Linked DNA regions of Homo sapiens: all the other regions are linked to region 1. The links are chromatin contacts, found by Hi-C or POLR2A ChIA-PET in ENCODE. All regions are on one chromosome and are shown on one strand. Each heading gives the region's core, a stretch centred on a gene start or an enhancer-like site at or near the end of the contact. The rest is flanking DNA. Distances are from core to core; before and after follow the strand shown. Region 1 holds the start of ZNF770 (zinc finger protein 770). Region 2 holds the start of LPCAT4 (lysophosphatidylcholine acyltransferase 4). Region 3 holds the start of GOLGA8A (golgin A8 family member A).

The links. A loop is a pair of places that touch in the nucleus more often than their neighbours do. ChIA-PET counts read pairs that join two places held with the same protein, here RNA polymerase II (POLR2A). Pooled maps may share reads with other maps.
Region 2: a map of B cell shows a loop between it and region 1 (13-fold over the local background). The contact joins the promoter of LPCAT4 here to the promoter of ZNF770 in region 1. A Hi-C loop is called at or near these places in 4 of 168 maps with a recorded cell type or tissue (B cell, CD4-positive, alpha-beta memory T cell, CD8-positive, alpha-beta T cell and 1 more), 5 of 37 single-sample maps with no recorded cell type and 16 of 50 pooled maps. POLR2A ChIA-PET finds 5 or more read pairs at or near these places in 5 of 52 experiments (BJ, CD4-positive, alpha-beta memory T cell, activated B cell and 2 more).
Region 3: a map of B cell shows a loop between it and region 1 (32-fold over the local background). The contact joins the promoter of GOLGA8A here to the promoter of ZNF770 in region 1. A Hi-C loop is called at or near these places in 2 of 168 maps with a recorded cell type or tissue (B cell and naive thymus-derived CD4-positive, alpha-beta T cell) and 5 of 50 pooled maps. POLR2A ChIA-PET finds 5 or more read pairs at or near these places in 1 of 52 experiments (PC-9).

What each region holds. Positions count from the first base shown.
Region 1 is chr15:34,985,467-34,990,436 of GRCh38, forward strand. It overlaps ZNF770 (zinc finger protein 770), which reads right to left and starts at 2,821. Exons shown (of 3, transcript NM_014106.4): 1 at 2,650-2,821; 2 at 2,091-2,207. It overlaps LOC105370764 (a long non-coding RNA gene), which reads left to right and starts at 2,892. Exons shown (of 5, transcript NR_188212.1): 1 at 2,892-3,018; 2 at 4,219-4,344. RefSeq lists enhancers at 1-336, 1,320-1,379, 1,460-1,509, 2,916-3,005.
Region 2 is chr15:34,365,946-34,370,915 of GRCh38, forward strand. LPCAT4 (lysophosphatidylcholine acyltransferase 4) reads right to left here and starts at 1,251. Exons shown (of 14, transcript NM_153613.3): 1 at 1,042-1,251. The coding sequence starts at 1,155. RefSeq lists silencers at 656-745, 826-875, 996-1,455, 1,586-1,635 and enhancers at 1,411-2,406, 2,006-2,295, 3,751-3,810.
Region 3 is chr15:34,435,127-34,440,096 of GRCh38, forward strand. It overlaps GOLGA8A (golgin A8 family member A), which reads right to left and starts at 2,682. Exons shown (of 25, transcript NM_181077.5): 1 at 2,272-2,682; 2 at 257-345. RefSeq lists silencers at 2,076-2,285, 2,528-2,597.

The sequences.
Region 1 (4,970 bases), core at 1,571-4,070:
AGAAACAGAAAAAAAAAATTACTGAACAAATATCTTTAGTTACTTTATCACAGTGTTTTTCAAACTGCAGGATATTACTCATTAATGGATTGTGAATTCAACTTAGCAGATCATGATCAGCACTTTGTTATTTAAAATAAGAGCGGAGGCTGGCATAGTGGCTCATGCCTGTAATCCCAGCACTTTGTGAGGCCGAGGCAGGGGATCACCTGAGGTCAGGAGTTCGAGGCTAGCCTGGCCAACATGGTGAAACCCTGTCTCTACTAAAAATACAAAAATTAGCTGAGTGTGGTGGTACATGCCTGTAATTTCAGCTACTTGGGAGGCTGAGTCAGGAGAATTGCTTGAACCCAGGAGACGGAGGTTGCAGTGAGCCGCCAAGATTGCACCACCACACTCCAGCCTGGGAGACAGAGCAAGACTCTCAAAAAAAATTTAAAAATAAATACATAAATAAAAATAGGGGATAAATAATAGTAGAAAGTATCAGACTGCATACTATATAGCAAGGATAAATATTGTTTTGTGAAACTTCTGTAGGAAGAAGTAAAAAAGTTTATGAAAGCTGTTCTTAACATGCCTCTTCATACTAGACAAAGGAACCTACAACAAATCGACCACTTTATTCAAAGTGGCCAAGTGATCTATTAAGGTGAGAAAGATAGGGGCCCATAGTATGAGACAAGATTACTAAAGAAAGCAAGTGTCTGGTTTTCTTCACTTGACCCATATTATTCCAAAATATTTATTTTAAATAAAAATCATCTAATTACAGGCCAAATGGAAAATGCCACATAAATCCACGCAAAATAAAACAATCTGACTGTAAGCCAGTATAGTAGTAAAATATATCATATAACCCAGATATCAATGTTAACCAACAATCAACTCTTGGTGCTATGAATATGCATTTTCAGTAGCTTGAATTAGAGAAATTAGAGGTGAACAAGCTCCAAAGTCTCTAAACATGCCGATACAGAGCAACAGTCATGATAATTAAAATTAAGTCATGAATCCAGTGAACTGCAAAGAACTTGGCAGCAATTAGGTGCCAAGGTAGTCAATCAGGACAATGAGTCAAACCAAAAGTAATCAAGCCTTTATTCACTTACTGTGACAGTGCAAGCAAGTGGTAAAAAGAGGCACTGGCTCCCCAGTGGTCTACTAAATACAAGGACACTGGGTGAGGGTCAGTTGATGCAGTGCATATGAGGTAATCCTCTCACTGAAAGGAGCCCCTAACAAAAATCTCCTGCCTCTTATGGAACTTCAGAATAGGAAAGGGAGGGGAAGGTCTAGGAGTGAAAGAAGCTGGGTCAAAAATGGAGAAAAGTGTCTTAGCCACGGTCCTTCCTAGGAGGGCCTCCAAATGGAGGTACCCAGGCTAGGAAAGAAGTTATGGGATTTGCATATCTAGCAGGAGGGGCAGGGCAAGTCCTTGACTGCAACCCCCTCCAGAAAACTGCAATGCACCGGCCCATATCGAGTATGGTGTGGGAGGACAGCTTGGCCCTTGAGGCCAGTCAGGCAAAGCCTGGTAATTGTCCAATGTCAGGACTGAATGATCACACAGGATTTTGGTATAAAGCCAGATTCAATTCCTTTTGTATGTTTCTTCTTCCCTTTAATAAATGCTTTCGTGGAACACGCCTAAAAGAAAAAAATCACACACCACAACTACCTCTGATTAAAACAGGGATTGGCTACCTACAGCTCCTGTACCAAAAAGGAGCTACGGTTAATCATCCATTGTTAGCACTAAGATTGGATAACTGTTGTCACTTGCCTCCCACCACGTGGAAAAGCACTTACTGGGAGCCCTAGATTGTTAGAACCATTAGTGGCAAGTGGTGATCCTATCTCCTGTTTATGAGAGTCAGGTTAGGGATCCTCACCTCACGCACTCATGGAGCTCCAAATCCCATTTCAACCGATTTTTGTTGATAACATAAAAATAAAAAAGACTGTAATTTTTCTTATCTTAAACTGAAATAAAAGAATAGTAGATCTGCTCAGTGGTTCAATCCAGAATTTATCCTGACAAGAACAAGATACTCTACGTGAAGACTGTAAAAACTGTAAAAACTGACCTCAATAATATCCAATGTTGCCTCAAGGCTGAAAGCCTGTTGATTTTCTTGTCTTGACTAGTACCATTAAAACGATGTGAGGATTTCACGAAAGTAAGCGAACAAGAAATGAAAGACCTAAGAGAAACACACACAACTTTCAGTTGGGGAATAATCTCCGGCGGCTGCTTCTGCCCCACTCGCCCCGGGCCCATTCTCTTGGCCTTGAACCCTCACCTCTCCCTCCCAGTGGACTACACTGGACAAAGGACACTGACACACAGTCCTCGTTCTAAAGGCCCACAACCAATAATAAGCACGTAATGGTCGAGCCGAGTCCAGAAACCACAAAATCCCACGCCAGGAAAGGAAGGGTAAGGGTAAAAACTGCTTTGGCTGCAGCCAGGATGAAAACGCCACATGTGATACAACCCACAGCAACAACAAAAAAAAATCCCTCTACGCCTTCCTCTCAAATTTCTGCTCCGCGTGAGACGCACTCAATAGGTGGGGAAGTGAGAAAGCAAAAGGAGCTCAGGAACTGAGGTTGTGGAGCCCCCGTTCTTGGGTCCCCAGGCACCTTGGCGGTATTGAGGCAGGTCCGACCCTCCCTGGGGGTCGCTCCACTTCTCAGTCGGGTTTCTGAAGTCCTCCTCACGCATCTGGAGCTGGCGAGGGCCCGGGAGGCACGCACCTCAGGCCCAGGTGCCGCGAAGGCAGCGCGCGCACGTCCGCAGGGCCGGCGCGGCAACGGGCTGAGCGCGCAGGCGCGGCGCTCTGGCGCGCCCAGGGACACAGTCCGGCTGGAAACAAGCTCCCCCCAATTTCAGGGCCGTTGTCGCCTCCGGGCGGTCCGCGGGTCCCGAGCGGACTGGGACTCTGGAGACGTGCCCCCAACCCCACCGCCATTCACCCTGTCATTGCAGGGGAGAGAACAGAATAAAGACGGGTACATTTTCCATCTCACCTCTGAACCTCGGTTAGGAAAACGCTGTAGCCCTGACTAGTGGGCTCAAGGGCCGACTGGAAAAGGGCGAGTCAGCGTTCAAAGCCGATTCGGGGCAGCCCTCTCTAACGCAGAGGGCCGAGGATAAGAAGACGACAATGTGTTAGGGGCCCTCCGGGCTAGGACTGTCCTCACCACTTTGTACATTGCCAAAGTAAATATAACGTAGAGGTCAAGCGCAGGCGCTTTGTGGGCAGACATGACTGAGCTCCACTCGCGACTCCTCTAATGGCGTGCCAGCTGCGGACCTCATTAGCCCCGCCTCAATCATTCAGTATGTTTTGGTTGTCTACAGTGTACGAAGCCCTGTTCTCACAATTAGATAAAATGAGTGTGAAGTGCTCAACATAATTCCTAGTGTAGTAGGCCTTCAAAGAACTATTATCATTATTAATTACTCATATAGAATACAACTTTATGAAATGATAGGATCCCATTTTAAGATGAGGAAAATGAGGCTATCAGAGACGTTAAGGAACTTAATGTCACACAGTTAATAAACGATAGAGGTGCGATTTGAACACAGGTTGTCTAATACCAGACCTGCATTTATAACTGCTGCTTCCCAAGTTATAGATATTTCAGCATTTTATGTAGTCACAATTGAAGACCAAATATTTAGTTACAGACTAAGTTGGCATGTTATTACTGAATAAGATGCTAAGGTATCTACTAAAGATTTTAAGTGCAAAAGGCATTAGAGAAGAATTTACTGTGGATTTTTTGCAGGTTCTGATTGTAATTGTATCACCTTGAGAAAGGAGGAAATGAAAGCAGATTATCAGGCATACTTTTTTAACTCTAAGCAACTTTTTGCATTACTTTCTAAGGACCATCAGCAACAAAAATCAATGGTTTCTAATGTTGATATATTTTCCTCTACCAAAAAAATTAAAGCAGCTGAGCCAACAAAAATTCTCTGTTTTGGATGTGTTAGCATGAGGAAATGGCGAATAGGAAATGAGCTTTTGCTTCTCATGTAGGAACCCTGAAGGAGTCAGATTTGGGAGGGGTTGAAGTCTGCTTCCAACAGAAGCAGGGGTGGAGAAGGGAAAGGAAAGACTTCTGGTGTCCTAAATGCTAGTCCCAAAGTGGGGATGCTGTTTGTCCGGATAACCCTTGTAAATCTGCTCCATTCTGCAGCTACTCCTGGGAAACTTAACTCAGCCAAATAATGCAAACAATTGCATCCATCATCAGCCACATCAGCCTTAGGAGATACATCCATATCATGAGAAAACACTACCTGAAATTGGGGACCACTGGAGGGTGAGATTCGTTCTTTATCCATTACCTGCAAAACAAATTGGCCTTTGCATGGAGAGTCTGAATATATATTGAGTGTGAAAGCAGTTAGGACTTGAATAGGCTATTCTCCAAGGCCACATGCCCCATGTCATAACCTCCCCCATTTACCGTGAGAGCTATCTCAGGAGCCTTCTGGAAAAAAAAGAGAAATTAACATGAATAAGAGTAATCAAGGAAGATTTCATTGAATATGTGAAATTTGAACTAGCAGTAGTGGGTAGACTATGAATAAATAAAAAATGTGGGGGCAGGACAGAACATGGTAGGGCAGAGGTGGCAGGGTGAAGAAAAGATAGTATGAGAATGAAAAATAAAGGGGGTGCATGACATACGTTTGAATTAGTATCTTAATGCTGCAGCTTACTAGTTGTGTCCTTAGAAGTTATTTAACCTAGGCTGGGCGCGGTGGCTCACACCTGTAATCCCAGCACTTAGGGAGGCCGAGGCGGGTAGATCATGGGTCAGGAGTTCGAGACCAGCCTGGCCAACATTGTGAAACCCTGTCTCTACTAAAAATACAAAAATTAGCCGGGCGTGGTGGCACGTGCCTGTAGTCCCAGCTACTCAGGAGGCTGAGGTGGGAGGAT
Region 2 (4,970 bases), core at 1-2,500, 620 kb before region 1:
TTTATAAAACCGAAAGCCATAAAAAGCATCTAGCACTTAGAGGATTTAATAAGAATGCATGCGAAAGTGCAGGGCGCTGTGCTTGATGTACAGTAGGTTAGAGACAGGTCCTCCTCCCCCACATCTTATTCCATAAATAGCTCCTATGCCCAACAGAAACCAGGTGCACAGATCTTTCCACTTTGGGCCTAGGAGGCAGAGGGCTGTAAACAGCCAGAGGTCCAGTTTTCAGACCCGAGGTCATTTTCTGACACTGCTCAACAGCAATCTTAGAGTACCGGGGGATATGGGAGACAAGAGCTCGGCCCCACTCTGCAAGGGAGAGAGGCTGCCAGGAGCCAGGATGACTCCATAGGCTGCCTTGGGGAAGAAGCAGGTAAGCAAACCTAGCCCCTGGAGCCTGCCTCCGGGGAGGTGATGACAGCAGAAACCTTGGACACTCCCTCCCCACACCACCTCCCAGCTCCCCTAGGCTGGCGCGGCCCTCCACTTCCTGTAGCCAACCTCCCTCTCAGCCTCCCTGCCCCCACCGGGAGGTGCTGCAGTGCGGGGTGGAGGGGGGTTGGAGGGAGTGGGAAGAGGGAGTGTAGGAAGGGCACAGGGTCGCAGGCTCCCGGCCCAGAAACGTCTTCCCTCTAAGTCATGCCTCGGAGGAATACTCGGCACGCCCCCGCCCCCGCCCCCACCCCCGGCTTCCCGTAGACTCTAACTCCATCCTAGCCATCAGGCTCTGCAGAATGTAATCCGCATTCCCCAGCGTCCTTCATCTCTCCAACCCCAGGGTCCCCTGCAGCCCTCCATCCCCACCTACTCAGTTTTTCCACATCTTCGAGCTTGTCTATCGCCCAAGCCCGCAGCGTCCTCTCCAGGACTCCTTGCCCAACCGCGGCCGCCCCCACGTGCGCACCCCCGGACTCCCGCTCCGCAAGCCTCTCAGCCATCTCCTTCTCGTGGATCCCCAAGCCCACCTTTGCCAGGGCTCAAATGGCCCCATTTTCCTATCCTCACGGGTCCTTCCGACGCCCGCTCCCCACACATTACCTTAACCCTCTGGAGGCGAGAGAGATGTAACTCATGCACGAAGGGGTTGGGGGATGCTGGGGGTCCGGGGGTGGGATCTAGGGGGGCCCAGTCCCCCGGACTTCCCTGGCTCATGGCGGGAGAAGGTGGGAGGGAGGGCACCCCGGCCCTGGCCCCGGCCACCACTCTGCAGAGCAGCTGCTGCTGCAGCAGCGGCGGCGGCGGCGCTCTGGCCCGGGCCCCGCCCGGTGCAGGCGGCCGAGGGGCGGGGAGCAGGCGGCGCAGCCCAGCCCGCCCGCGTTGTCAGGGCGCCGGCCGAGGGGCGGGGCTTCCAGCGCCCTGGCGCCCCTGCTCCTCCGCGCCCGCCGCGGCGCCCGCAGCCGCTCGGGCCATTGTTCCGCGGCTGCCAGGGCTGGAGCGGGCTGCCCCTGGGCTTCTGCGCCTCCGTCGTTCCTCTCTGAAGACCTGGCCTCCGCCTCGGAGTGGGAGTGGGTCTGGGAGCTGAGCGCAGAGCTCAGAGCGCCCTCTGTCCCCGCCCGGGCGTCGAGGTCACCCAGCAAGCGCAGATCGGGGTGAGGCTCTTGGGTTGGTAGGCAGGGAGGGACAGGTGGGCCGGATGCAGAGGCCGGCAGCTCGCGGGTGAGGCGGCGCCCCGCTCTTCCTATGGGCTCCTTGGCCCGGTCCGCGCCTCCTCGCAGGCGGACCACCTTTCCTTCCCGGTCCGTGGGGCGCCATCGCGCGGGGACTTGAGGCACTTGCGTCCTCTGGCGGCTGCATGGCGCCCCGCAACTCTCCACCTCCGCGTCCTGCCTGTGCTAGGCAGGGCCGCCTTTACTGGTGTGAGGGTTGCTTGAACCCTTGAGGCGCCAGGAATCCCTAGTACACTGACGCATGTGCTTCCCATGAGCCCGACAAGGTCTGGCAGGGGAGAGGCAGTGGTTCCTGATCTCTGTCACTCTCTGGGTGAACGCAGAGGACACAGTAGTAATTCCCCTCACCCACAAGCTCCAAGCTACCCTAGAAAACAAATTGTTTAGCCTCAGGCCATCGTTTGAGATCAGGGACCAGGGAATTAAGTGGACTCTGAGATCCATTGCCATGACAAAAGGGGTAAGAGTCTCATTGCTTGAGGAAAGAATACGCCTTAAGTTCACTTTATGTCTTCTGCCCATTGCATGGCAGTTAGGGGAGCTGAAGGAAGAAAGTGAAAGAAAAAGAGACCTCTCATAACCAAGAGTGTTTGCCGCCACTGGCTTCTCCTTTAAACCAAACTCCAAATTAATCTGCTCCAGGAAATTTTCTGAGCCCAGGCTGAGAGGGTTGAAGGCTCATGCATCCTACTGAGACCAAGGAGCTGCACTGGGATGTTTTTGTATATAACACAGAGGTCCCAACACAAATACATCATTTCCACATTTTATTTTTGTATAGATAGGGTCTCGCTATATTGCCCAGGCTGGTCTCGAACTCCTAGCCTCAAGTGAGCCTCCCACCTCGGCCTTCCAAACTGTTGGGACTACAGGTAGTGAGCCGCCATGTACAACCCAAACCTTTTTTTTTTAAGCAGATGATTTCAGCTTTCTCACCAGAACCGAGAAAGTACAACTGCATGTATTAGTCTCCCTTGCCTTGCCTTTGGGGAGAAGTTTGTGTGTGTGTGTGTGTGTGTGTGTGTGTGTGTGTGTGTGTGTGTGTTTGTCTTTTGTTGTTGTTGTTTTGGGACGGAGTCGCGCTCTTGCTCTGTTGCCCAGGCTGGAGTGCAATGGCGTGATCTCAGCTCGCTGCAACCTCCGTCTCCCGGCTCCAAGCAATTCTCCTGCCTCAGCCTCCTGAGTAGCTAGGATTATAGGCGGGCACCACCACACCCGGCTAATTTTTGTATTTTTAGTAGAGACGGGGTTTCATCATATTGGTTAGGCTGGTCTCGAACTCCTCACCTCATGATCCACTCGCCTCAGCCTCCCAAAGTGCTGGGATTACAGGCGTGAGCCACCGCACCTGGCGGTTTTTTTTTTTTCTTTTTGAGATGGAGTTTCACTTTTGTTGCACAGGCTGGAGTGCAATGGCACAATCTCGGTTCACTGTATCCTCCGCCTCCCGGGTCAAGCGATTCTCCTGCCTCAGCCACCTGAGCAGCTGGGATTACAGGTGCCTGCCACCATGCCTGGCTAATTTTTTTTTTTTTTTTTTTTGTATTTTTAGTAGAGATGGGGTTTCACCATGTTGGCCAGGCTGGTTTCGAACTCATGACCTCAGGTGATCCACTTGCCTCTGCCAAAGTGCTGGGATTACAGGCGTGAGCCACCACGCCCAGCCTAGAAGGAGGTTTAAGGACTAAGATAATGTTCATAAGGTGGGAGACAGGGAAAGATGAGAGTGTAGGGAAGTTTAAATTTTTCCCTTGAATGTTTGATAATTTGAGTCTATAAAACAAACTGATTACATAGATTAAAGGGAAAAGAGGCCTACGCATTTTTTTTTTTTTTTTTTTTTTTGAGACGGAGTCTCGCTCTGTCGCTCAGGCTGGAGTGCAGTGGCACGATCTCAGCTCACTGCAACCTCCACTTCCCGGGTCACGCGATTCTCCTGCCTCAGCCTCCTGAGTAGCTGGGACTGCAGGTGCACGTCGCCATGCCTGGCTAATTTTTTTTTTTTTTTTTTGGTATTTCTAGTAGAGACAGAGTTTCGCCATGTTAGGCAGGCTGGTCTTGAACTCCTGACCTCAGGTGATCCGCCCGCCTCGGCCTCCCAAAGTGCTGGGATTACAGGTGTGAGCCACTGGGTCCGGTCTCCTACAAATTTTATTTGATGCACGCATGTGTGTGGGAGTCATACAAAATATAAAAACTCAAAGAAATGCCCAATGGTTGCTTTTATACCACCTTGAGGTTACAGAAAGAATGAGAGCTTGCATCTGGGCAAAACAGGTTATGGTGGCAAGACAGGTTATGGGAGGGGGAGAAGAAGAGGCCTGGCCAGCAAAGACGGTCTTGGTGAACAAATGAAATCTCACAGACAGTAGCCTTTAGAAGGAATAGGTGGTAAAGGTTTCTGTTAGACCTTTTAAGATGTCAGACTCTCAGTTAATCTTTCCTAAATCTGGACAAGGGAGAGCACCAGAGAAAGCCTTTCTGCATCGATGCAGATTCTCTGCAGATGCAGATCTCCCCCACAAAAGACAGCTTTGCAGGCTTTCTGAACAGTCATCTCAAAATACATCAAATTCAGAATGAAAATTTTTGGTGCTCTTCAAGAGCAATAAATACTATGAAAACCCAACTACAGGGGTAGAGTTTTGATAATCAAATATTTGCCGGTGTCAGTCATCCAGGATGAACTAAGAAGTTCATTTCTATGAATGAGTCATGAAAGCATCCACATTTCCCCTTTTTCTAGCCCCTCACCAAACTATTATGATGGCCTTTCTGCAGGCAGTCTGAGAAGGGGCAACCCAGTTGTAAAGAATAACGTTGAGAAATTGATCATCTCTGGTAGCATCTGTCACTCCCTTGAAAATATCCACCAGGCTAGACAGGTTTCTCCTCCACCTGACCCCTGTATCTGTATCAGTCACCATTACCTGGGAGTACTGGAGACAATGACATATCAATGGAATTCTGGATTATTGGATACCATTAATCTTCTGTTGGAAGGGGGAACCAGACAGAAGCCAGAAGTTACTTCTGTCTAGACTCCCTCCCAACCTCCCATGTTTTATAGCCTCAAAGAAGGCAGTCAGCATTCTCAGCATTCTTTTCTTCTTTTTCTTCTTCTCTTCCTCCTTCACCTCCTCCTCCCCTTCTTCCTCCTCCTTTCCCTTCTCCTCCTCCCCTTCCCCCTCCCTCTTCTTCCTTCTTCCTTCTTTCTTCTCCTCCTCCTCTTCATCCCCTCCCTCCTCCTTTCCCCCTCCTCCTTTTCCTCCTCTTCTCCTCATCCTCCCTCTCCTCCCC
Region 3 (4,970 bases), core at 1,432-3,931, 550 kb before region 1:
CAGAGGACACGGAGGAGTGCCGGAGAGGAGCTGAGGCCTGGAGGGGGCCTCTGCAGCCAGGCTCAACCCCCACTCTCCCCACTCCAACAGCCCTCACTGCAGCCACCGCGGCCCAATCCAAACAAAGCCCAGCCTGATGCCAATCTCACCATCAACTGTTTTTCCTCTGACTTCCTCAGTTTTGTCTAGGAAAAATCAAAGTGTCTTATCCCATCTCTAAGCTTCCAGGGGTGTGATCAGTGTCTTTTACAATTACCTTTTACTTTTATCCAGCATTTCTTAGCTCGGTTGGCAAACTGGATATTTATGCACCTCCATTTCACAATCCATCTCCACCGATTATTCCTGTAAAACATTTTTTTTTTTAAAGTTTAGAGTTACTTAAGAAGGTTATGTAAACAAGTTAACCAGCAAGCCACAACTTGGGTCTGCGGTGTCAGAGAAAACATGCAAGGTGCAAGAGAATGAGGAGCTGATGGTCACCAGCTTTACCTCCTTCCAGCACCCACTCCTGCTCACACACACTCACACCCCGTGGGACTCAGCCTGCAGCTTCTCCCAGCCCAAGAGCCAGACAGTGGGGAGGAGCACAGACCACACTTCCTAACAAATGAGAGGGAAGACTTCGTGCCCCATTGCTACTGCCATCACCCAGTCCCAGCCCAGAGAGGGAGCCCACTCCAAGGGCCCCCCTGCCAGTACTGCTAGAGCCCACCGAGGGCTGCCAGCACACAGCTACGAGCTCCAGCTTTATCTACTCACGCCCTGGACACTGCCCGGAGCCCCAGCAGGTTCCACGTGTCCTTGTCACCCCAGCCCTCCTGCCCCGCGGATCCTAAGCTCAGGAGACCCTCTCCAGCCCAGGCTGTGGGGGAAGGCAGCCCCCACGGTCACCCAGGAATCAGCGCAGAGTGCAGGGCATCCTGGACTCCCCGGACTGGGAAACCCAGTTCCTGTCCCCCTGCGTAGTGGCCACACCTCTGGGAGGGGAGAAACCCCTGCCTCACCTCACTGGAGGGACCCTGACCCAGAGGCCTGAGAAAAAGCCACCGGCAGGCTCCTGGCACCTGCCAACCTGCACCTTAGGAAAACTTGTCCCACTTCAACCTGCAAAGCTCTCAGGTCATTACTTCTAAAACCACTGTCCTTTCTGAAACAGGAAGGAAAATAGAAAAACAAACAAAAACAAAGAGGCACAGAAGGCTGAAGACGCCAGAGGCAGTTTAGCCCAAAAACAAAGTGCCAGACACAAGATGCCAAGTTTGGGGCGCTTCCTCCACCGCATGCCTGTTTAGGAGCTGACTGCACTCAACCACAGATTTACGTCTGGTGCCTGCCAGGTCGTTATCTGAAGAGATCTGAAAAAGTAAGCCTTTCTTCTGCCAGTAAATACTAAGTTAAGACTAGCAGGCCCCTCTAAGGCTCTGCTCTCCACTGGGGTGCTGCAGGACAGGCCCCTCCGCGGGCGTTCCCCGCACCCTCCCTCCGCGTCGGCCCGGAGAAAAGGAAGTTCGCCCCTAGCCTGGGCTTACCAAGGCCCGCCGCCCGACCCATGGAGCCCTGCTTGGGGACCGGGGGCCTCGATGTTCTCCTTCACCATCTGCGGCCAGATCTCCCTCCAGCAGCCTTGCCAGGCAGTGCCTGGCGTGGAGAAGGGGCCCTGCAGAGGCGCAGGTCCGCACCGTGCCCCCAACCCGGCGCCTGCAGCCCAGGGGCAACAAGGTGTGGGGTTTTTGAGTTTTTCCCTCTGGGCCTTATTATACAGGGAAAGGGAAGGGGCGAAGATCCGGGCTCGAGTTCTCCCAGGGAAGTGAACCCAGAGGCGATCCCAAACTCAGTAGTTGCCGCCCGGCACGGGGACTTGATGCCGGCGCCAAGCCGGGCAGCGGAACGCACCAGCGGCCCGACCAGCCCGGCGAGACGCGAGCGGGCGGCCCCGCCAGACAGCGCCACTTGCCGGCGCCGAGAGTGGCCCCTCGCCGCGGTGAGCCCCTCCCGGGATGCGAAAGCCATCGCCTAGTCCCCGCCGCACCCGCCCGCCCATCGTGGGAGGAGGATGGGCCGGTCCGAGAGGCGTAAGGCCGCCGGGCTGCACCCCTAGATCCCAGCGGCGGCCTCCCCGCAGCCCCGCCGAGTCCGGGGGGCAGCGCTCGGGAGCTCTTGGCCCGCAGCTTACGCGCCGCCCCCCACGCGTCCGGGTCCCCGCGGCGCCGCGGGCGGCCCAAGGCTGCCGCCGCCAGCGAGTCAGGCAGCCGAGGTTCCCCAGCTTACCTGGCCAGGGCGCGGGGCTGCCCCGGTCCGCCGCCGTCCTCGCCGCGCCGCCGTCCTCGCCGCGCCGCCGTCCTCGCCGCGCCGCCGTCCTCGCCGCGCCGCCGTCCTCGCCGCGCCGCCGTCCTCGCCGCGCCGCCGTCCTCGCCGCGCCGCCGTCCTCGCCGCGCCGCCGTCCTCGCCGCGCCGCCGTCCTCGCCGCGCCGCCGTCCTCGCCGCGCCGCCGTCCTCGCCGCGCCGCCGTCCTCGCCGCGCCGCCGTCCTCGCCGCGCCGCCGTCCTCGCCGCGCCGCCGTCCTCGCCGCGCCGCCGTCCTCGCCGCGCCGCTGCCGGGTCTCTCCCGGGGGCTGAGCTCCCGCAGAGCTCGCGCCTAGCCGCACACCTCGACTGCTGATTAGCCCGACAGCTGAATAGCGGCGGGAGCCTACCGCGAGCGGAGTACGGAAAGCCCGCAGGGCCGCGCCACATGGCGCACGCGCACTGAGCTGCATACCTAGGTGACAAACGTGCACGTTTTGCACGTGTATCCCAGAACTTAAAGCATGACAAAATTTTTTTTTAAAAAACCCTGATGCCATTATTAGGAACAATTTGAATAGATCAGTCACAACCTATATGCTGGCTTCTGGTGTCTCAATTTGTCCTGGGAAAACTGTTGTAAAGCAATAGTATGTCAGTCCTTATATACTTATCCATCTCCAATCTGGAAAGACAAGGCTTATATGTTTCCTTTTTAGTCCCCTAATTTCTCTTTATGACACAAATCCAGTTGGCAGTATTAAAGATGGGGCTGATTCTCCTTTACTTATCTGGAATATGCTACCATTCCAGATAAGTAATAGTAAAATGGCCATTTCCTCTTGCTAATCAAATGTCGTTTTTGAACACAAAAGCCACTGGGTTTGGAGTATGAAACATAAACATAAAACATATCATACACTATCTGTGACGTTTTCATAAACTCACATGATCCTTTTATATTTTTCTCTTATATAAAACGAAATACTTTCCATTAAAAATTGAGATATTTAAATGAGAAAATGCTTGCCAATGTTATTAAAATATAAAATTTTATTATTTATTCAAAGAAAATGGTCACTTTTGGTTTGTGCTAAAAAATAACAGTAACAGTAGAAGCCTGCTTTAAAATATTTTAAGTGTGCGATATCATATTACTTCTCATTTACTCTTTGCGTTTCTAGAGAGCCAAGTTTATTTTTTTCTCAATTCAGTTTAAAATCAGAGGGAACAAAATTTGAAACGTGACATAATATCAAGGTTAACATGCTAGCTATGTAATAACTGTAAAATTTGGCCACAAATGCATTTGCTTTGAGAAAAATGATCATGTGAAATTCCTAAATATTTGGGCCATATGGAAGATGATATCAGAAGAATAATATATTCTCTGTATGTCAAAGGAGGAGGATAATAAAAACCGTAGTTATTAGGTTAGTACAAAAACAATTACAGTATTCGCCATTGCCAAAAATTGCAATTGCTTTTGCACCAAGGTAGTAATAAAAGTATGGTTGAGTTTCTGTAGAATTCCGGCAAAGGATGAGCATCCTTAATCTGAAATCCAAAACTCTCCCAAATTCGAAATTTTTTGGGTGCCCATATGATGCCTCAAGTACAAAATTCTACACCTGACCTCATGCAATGTATCATAGCCAAAGCACAGGTACACAACACATAGTTTATTCAGTGCTTTCAAGAGAAAATTAAAATTAACATGAGGCTACATGTAAATAAATTTTGTGTTTAGACTTGGGTCCCATCCCAAGATCTCTCATTATGTATATGCAAATACTCCAAAATTCAAAAAAATTCACAATTTTGGATTTTTCAGGTCCCAAGCATTTTGATTAAGAGATACTCAACCTGTCCCTGTTTGGAAGCAGTTCCCTCTAGATAGATTAAACTGGCCTAACAAAAGGTAGTATCTGTTGCTGGAGTTGAGAAAGAATAAATATTTACATACAAAAGTGAGGGCAAAAGAAGACTACAAAAACATTCTTATTGAAATTAAATAAAATTATGCCCTTTTCTCTGTGTAGCTCTTTGGCCAGTTTGAACAATGAATACCAAGAGCCAATGACTGAATTCTAATTATATATTTGGTGATTATGCTCAGACAGACTTGAAGAGAGAAATTTCATAAGCATCATTTTGGCATTTGATTTTCTAATAACAGAGCATCTCAAAATATTTTTATTCTTCATAATTCCCAGAATTTTTTTTTTTTGGTAAATCTTGCATATGACTCCAACGTGCAAGTTATTTGTAACACTACCAATAACTTTTCTATTCTTTTGGAGGAGAAAATATTCCATATATATATATGTATATATGTACACACACACTACATATATAGTTTATATATTCCGATTCTGCCCTATTAATCTATAAATGTATGCACGAAGAAAATATGTAATTACTGGGACTGTAAACTATATTTATATCAGATAAAATAGATAAATAATTCTATTAGTTTTATTTTTCAAATATATCTGTGTATTAGGCCGTTTCCTTACAGCTGATAAAGACATACCTGAGACTGGACAATTTACAAAAGAAAGAGGTTTAGTTGGACTCACAGTTCCACGTGGCTGGGAAGGCCTCACAATCATGGCGAAAGGCAAGGAGGAGCAAGTCACATTTTACGTGGATGGCAGCAGACAAAGAGCTTATGCAGAGAAA